2 separate regions of the Homo sapiens genome follow, and region 2 is linked to region 1. A link is a loop called in an ENCODE intact Hi-C map of the cell type or tissue named here. Cell type or tissue: left ventricle myocardium inferior. All regions are shown on one strand. Each heading gives the region's core, and the rest is flanking DNA. Links, peaks and the distances in the headings are about the cores only. Region 1 has its middle 6.9 kb from the start of NTS. Region 2 overlaps RASSF9 (Ras association domain family member 9).

Region 1 (2,816 bases), core at 220-2,719:
CAGCTGACTTGCACACCTGCAATGTAAGGGAGAGATTCCCGAGCTTAAAGCAGGGTTACCCTAGCTGATTCAGAGACATGTGAACAGAGTTAAATAATTTGCTTTAAAGTAATTGACTTTTGGAGTCACTTGTTATACACCATTTTTGTGGCAATAGCTGACTGATACAACCATTTATTTTAAAACCTATTTCACCACTATCCCCATTCAATCTCTACAAGTCTTTATTTGTTCATTTATTTTTGTCTTTTGTTAATAAAAGCATGGATATTCTTGTCTTGTTTCCCTAAATTATCAGAACATAAATAATTCTCCTCATAGTAATCATTCGGTAAATATTGACAATATGCGTTAATGAATTAATCGAATTCCAAGAATCCCTCCCTGATGGTTTTAGAATAAGCTACCACTCCCTCACCTCTCACAAGGACATTTTTATTCTCCAATCTGTGAATAATAAAATCCAGGAAACCTCTTTCGGAGAAATTCCTAGCAAAATGAAATAGTATGAAAAAATGCTTCCTTTCAAAGATTCTTGAATATTGATTTAATTTCAGTTGGAATTTTCTAAGTTGTCCTTGAGGAAAACTGGGTGTACGGTGTTACAGAAGGCCCCAAATTTGGTGAGCCAATTTGTGCAGAAAGGATAAGTACCGGCAAGCTGTCAGACAGAGAAGACTATAGTCAACATTAGAGCATTCTGAGTCTAGAAGAAACAGCCACTGTAACCACTACTACAGATCTAGGAGTAATCTAAAGAATACTTTTCAAATTCATTATTGAAAACCTACTATATGCCAGGTTAATTTTATTTCATGTAACATAGCATACCGTGAAGCAGAGTTCACAGGATATTATTCCTATTGTGCAGGTTAAAAAAAATAAGAGATACAAAGAGTTTAACTAAGGACAATGGGACTTACTAAGTAGAGTATGGGTAGGACTGCAATGTTTTCATTCCAAAGCAACAGCTAATCTTTGTAACATTAATACCAGACCCAAGTAATAAGTCAAAGAAAATCTTGTATTAACATGCTGTATAAAATATTATGCCAAACAAAGTATAGGCTAATACTTTTAACTTGAATGTACATTTAGTGAAAAAATTAGGTGTGATTTTAATTCCAATTCATCAGTTTAACCATGTTTTTCCACCTTTTCAGACTTAGCTGTATTACACATATTAAACAAAAACACAGACCCTTGATCTCAGAATCCTTCTTCTAAACACAGAGATCATGAAGAACCTAAATGGGCTCTGAATGCAATGAGTTGTCGTGACTGGGTAGAAGACAGAAAGTATGCATAGAAGAATCAGAGAAAAAGTGGGGTTTTAGCCTGAGGGGAGTCAAAGCTTGGTGCCTGGGAAGGAGAATATTTCCCACTTTGTACTCTAGGTGGCGGCACTAGTATGTACAGAATGGAAATATCAAGCAAGAACTCACAGTACTAGACCATATTTTAATGTCATCATAATTCATTGACCCAGAAAACGTAAAACTGAAAATGGCTGTATGGAGCTAGTCTCATACTTTCATTTTTCAGAGAAAGAGACAGAAGTCCAGATATTCTAGATGGGTTACAAATTTCCTTCACCTTCCGACTCTTAATCACATAGGTCCTAACTGCTCTGAGTCTGACCTCACTTCTTTTCTCAGGGGAAGGATTGATTCTCCAACATCGGTCAAGCTACTTTGAGAAATAATTTATTCTCTGTGAGTTTCTGTATAGCATCCCCACAAGTTGGAACACATCAAAGGGATTAGTCACTTTGAAATAGGCTTTCTTTTTGGACAGCCTATTTTTTGTCTTTATTCAGCAGAATGTCTTGCTTTTGGCACAATCAATTCTGTTGCTATCGTCCAGTAAACACAAATCTTTTAGCTCCTAGATCATGGAATCTCTACTTGGATAAACTTTTGTTTTACTATGTAACATCATCACCTTTTTTCTAAGTCTCTCTGGCCCTAAAGTTGAATGGACATGGTCATATGTCAGATAACCATACTCAAATACCTACAAGGACCAGGCAGGTAACATATCCTATTTAGGTTCTGTTTAAGGGGATCATCTCTGTGCTCCTGAGCTTCAGATGATTTTTCTCCACAAGAAAGTACAAACTGGGGTGGAGGGGTGGGGCTGAGGCCAAGGTGGCCCACTAGAAACAGCGGCGTTGGGAGACTCCCATCTAAAAGAACCATAATAAGTGTGAGAATCCTTTACCGGCAACCAAGGTATCCAGGTTCTCTCATCAGAACTGACTAGGAGGCTGGCATGATCCACAGAGAGGAAGAACAGTGTGGTGCAGTGGCCCACCTGAGAGCCACATGGGGCAGGGGACCCCCTACCCCCAGCCAAGGGAGGCGGTGAGTGAGCATGCTACCCAGCTGGGGAAACTGTGCTTTTCCCATGGTACTGTGCAAACCATGGATTGGAAGATCCCACTCATGAACCCACACCACTGGGGCCTAGCGTCCCAACTCTGGAGCTGCGCAGATTCTCAACAGCCTCTCAGATGGAATCTGCTTAAGTCTACCAAGCTGCCAGCACCACAGCTGCAGCTGACTGCTGTCTAAGCCATTCGAGCTCCTTGGGGAAAGGGCAGCAGCCAGCACTGGGACTCACAACTGCCTAACGTGCTAAGCTCCCTGGGTGGGGGAAGGGCAGCATTCATCTCTATAGCTCCAGACTGCATTTTCCCCCTGCTGGAGTCCGGGAGGCTGGACCACTTGGTCCCAAGATGTGTCTCCCACAGCCCGACACTCTGACTGTGGCAGATGGCAGCCAGACTGCCTTTTCAGGCCTGACCCTGACTC
Region 2 (2,816 bases), core at 20-2,519, 53 kb after region 1:
ACTGGGTATCTACCCAAAGGAGCAACCATTGCTTTATATTCAGCAATCAGAAAGCACAAATAACCATATTTTTGTTTAGAATAATGCATGTCACCAATTCACATGAATAATGGTGACTTTGTGACCATATTAGATTCCAGAATGTCTTCTGGACAACAAAAGCAAAATATTATATTCAGTTTAATTTTATTGCTAAGCTATTTTTCAAAGGCTGTCCCTGACTTATTTAGACCTATCTTTTATGCCTACAACTCCCCTAAACCAGAGGTTTTTGGTTTTTTTTTCTCTCTCTCTCATTTCGTACAGTTGTGTGTGGGGTTTCCCTTTCACCTTGTAAAGACTGCAAATAATTTCTTGGCCACCTCTTTCCTTAACCTTTGAGTGCCTAGAAATCTTCCTTCCTAATTCTGATCTTTGTTTGTCCCTTCTGTCCAGGACAGAAATAACAACTTCAAGGAGGGCATATAAGAGAATTGCAATAACCTATTGTGCTGACTCACAGCCCTACCACAACCATCACTGCATGGGTCTCCACCATTCTGAGTATGTCATGTCATCCACACATCTTCTTTTTATCCCATAGCTCATTTCCCATATATAGTGGCCATATATTCAAATACAATTTCTTAATCAAGAAGAAAAATTTACAAGGCTATGAATGGAAGCCTTTCCATGAACTAAAATTAATCTTATTCCTTAGAACCAGCTCTGGAGTTAACAAAGGGAGGCCCAGTTGGGTAGAATTAATTATAGCAAGCATAAAGGTTGATGATGGGATGAAAAGGAGCAAAAAAAAAAAATTTCTATTCATATTTTGTTAAATAGAATGCCACCTTTAATCATGTTTTAGACTACTTGAGATTGGTGGGTCTCCCTGGCTTGCTATTTTTGCTTTAATAAATTTTACTCTTAGATTCCCTAGAAGTGGTAAGAAAAAGGGGTACAAGGGGAGCTATGATGAAAATATGTTTTATTTTAAATCTGGAACAGGGCTTTTCAGCAGTGCCACTATTGACATTTCAGGCCAGATAATTATTTGATGTGAGAGGCTGTCTTGTGCATTGTAGGATATTTATCTTCCTGGCTTCTACCCACTGGATACATACTGTTTGGTTTTAAATCTGGAACAGGGTGTGTCAACAGTGCCACCTGATGTGAAAACCAAAAATGTCTCTACACATTGTCACATATCTCCTGGGGGCAAATCACCCTTGGTAGGGAACCACTGAGATAAACTTCAGTTTAGAGAATAAACAATGGTAATAAGAAGGAAACAAAGACCAGTTTTGGGAAGCTGGCCAAGACTCAGATATGCCCCCAAAGCTTCACAGGCCTTATGCTTCAATCTGATGGAAGTTTCCATCACAATCTCTAGGCATAGGTGCCACCAATAGCTTGAAACTGAAAAGGTCCAGACTCTGATTTTCAAGCACGAAGTCTTGTTCTGCAGAGACTCAAGCAATAAAAGCATTTCCCTTGGAATCACTCCTTTACACAGTAGCTAGATTGTGTTAGTATTATACTTTCCAGGCTGGCCTAGGAAATAAAGAGTTATTTCATATGTTCTATGGAAAAATACATTCAGAGTTCTCAATATTTTCCATAAATATTTACAGATTGCATCCTAGTCTTCATATAATGGGTTTTAGAAGCATATCTTATAATGTAATTATTCTTAATTAATAATTTACTATTTTATTTATTCTTATTATTTTGAAAGGGTTTGGTATTCATCCTGCTAAGTTTTATATATAAAATTTCAGCCAAAGTTTAGTGTTTACTATACACTAGGAAGAAATTTTGCTCTTTGATTGATTTTCCAGACCCCAACTTTAGTGCCTTTTATCTTTGGATCACTGAATAAAGATTGCCAAATTATATCCATTTATCTTCATTTTTCTCTACCTCCACACTAAATTCTTTTTCTGTAAATATAAATTCTGTTGAATCTCCAATTTGATGTTACAATATCATAGACAATATTTTATCTTAAAACTTCAAGATTTAAACTTAATTTATTTCTTGATGCTTTGTGCTTAGTCAATTAAATTATTTTCAAAGTATATTTGATTGTATGAATCTTGCCTTTTTATTACAAGCCAACTCATTTTAATTCTGTGTAATTTTTTATGTTATTAATGCTAATTATCAATGGAGAACTATTTTAAGCTTTTTCTTCATAATAGAGTCAATGTAAAAAGTTTCATATTCAATTTTTCACTAATATTTCAGAATGAATATGGAAAAATATCCCTGAGGCTAACACATGTTGTTGAAAGTTTCATGTAGTATATAAATCCTCTTGAATTTATGATGAAGATATTCTAAAAAGGCAAAACCTGAATAATTAAACTGGTGTTGACGAATAACCAAGTATATATCTATCTTTTCAGTGAAATGTGCCTCATTAGCACAAATTTAGTCAAAATCAGAAAACTATAAATCAGGGGAAGATTAAAAACATTCTTGGGCTCATCTTTGATCCAAAGTGTATACTAATGATTTTTAAAACGCCTCTTATTTGGTTAAGAGTTATTTTATTTTGGTAGAGTTCATGCCAATAAAAAAACAGACTAGTTGAAACAGGTGAAAAAACATTGTGCATAGGTTAGAAAATATTTATAAAATAATATTGCTAACTACTATAGTAAGTTCAATAAGATTACTGAATAAGAATACTAAAAACACTACACCATTCTCTGTATTAAATAATAATAGTGGTAATTTTATTGTCATTCCTAATAACCTGTATTTATACAGTATATTTTCCACAATTTTCCAGTTCTATTACTCTTATTTTTATTTGCAGAAATATG

Evidence for each region. Hi-C counts contacts between places; a loop is a spot of excess contacts. Peaks named below come from ENCODE experiments on the same cell type or tissue, not always from the same donor. Only the 100,000 strongest peaks of a DNase experiment are listed, where the experiment ranks them.
Region 2: a loop joins it to region 1, with 2.1 times the contacts of the local background. A loop is called at or near these places in 6 of 110 quality-filtered maps.

Annotation. Positions count from the first base shown.
Region 1 is chr12:85,865,948-85,868,763 of GRCh38, reverse strand. No RefSeq gene overlaps it. Among named protein-coding and RNA genes, the nearest start is that of NTS, 6.9 kb to the left of the region's middle. RefSeq lists a silencer at 1,376-1,475. In left ventricle myocardium inferior, for the core only: CTCF peaks have their summits at 1,170 and 1,372 (motif pointing right); a DNase peak (open chromatin) is centred at 2,663; H3K27ac peaks cover 763 bases.
Region 2 is chr12:85,812,644-85,815,459 of GRCh38, reverse strand. All of the region lies in intron 1 of RASSF9 (Ras association domain family member 9), which reads left to right. Among named protein-coding and RNA genes, the nearest start is that of RASSF9, 22 kb to the left of the region's middle. In left ventricle myocardium inferior, for the core only: a CTCF peak has its summit at 1,145 (motif pointing left); no DNase peak of the experiment used is centred there.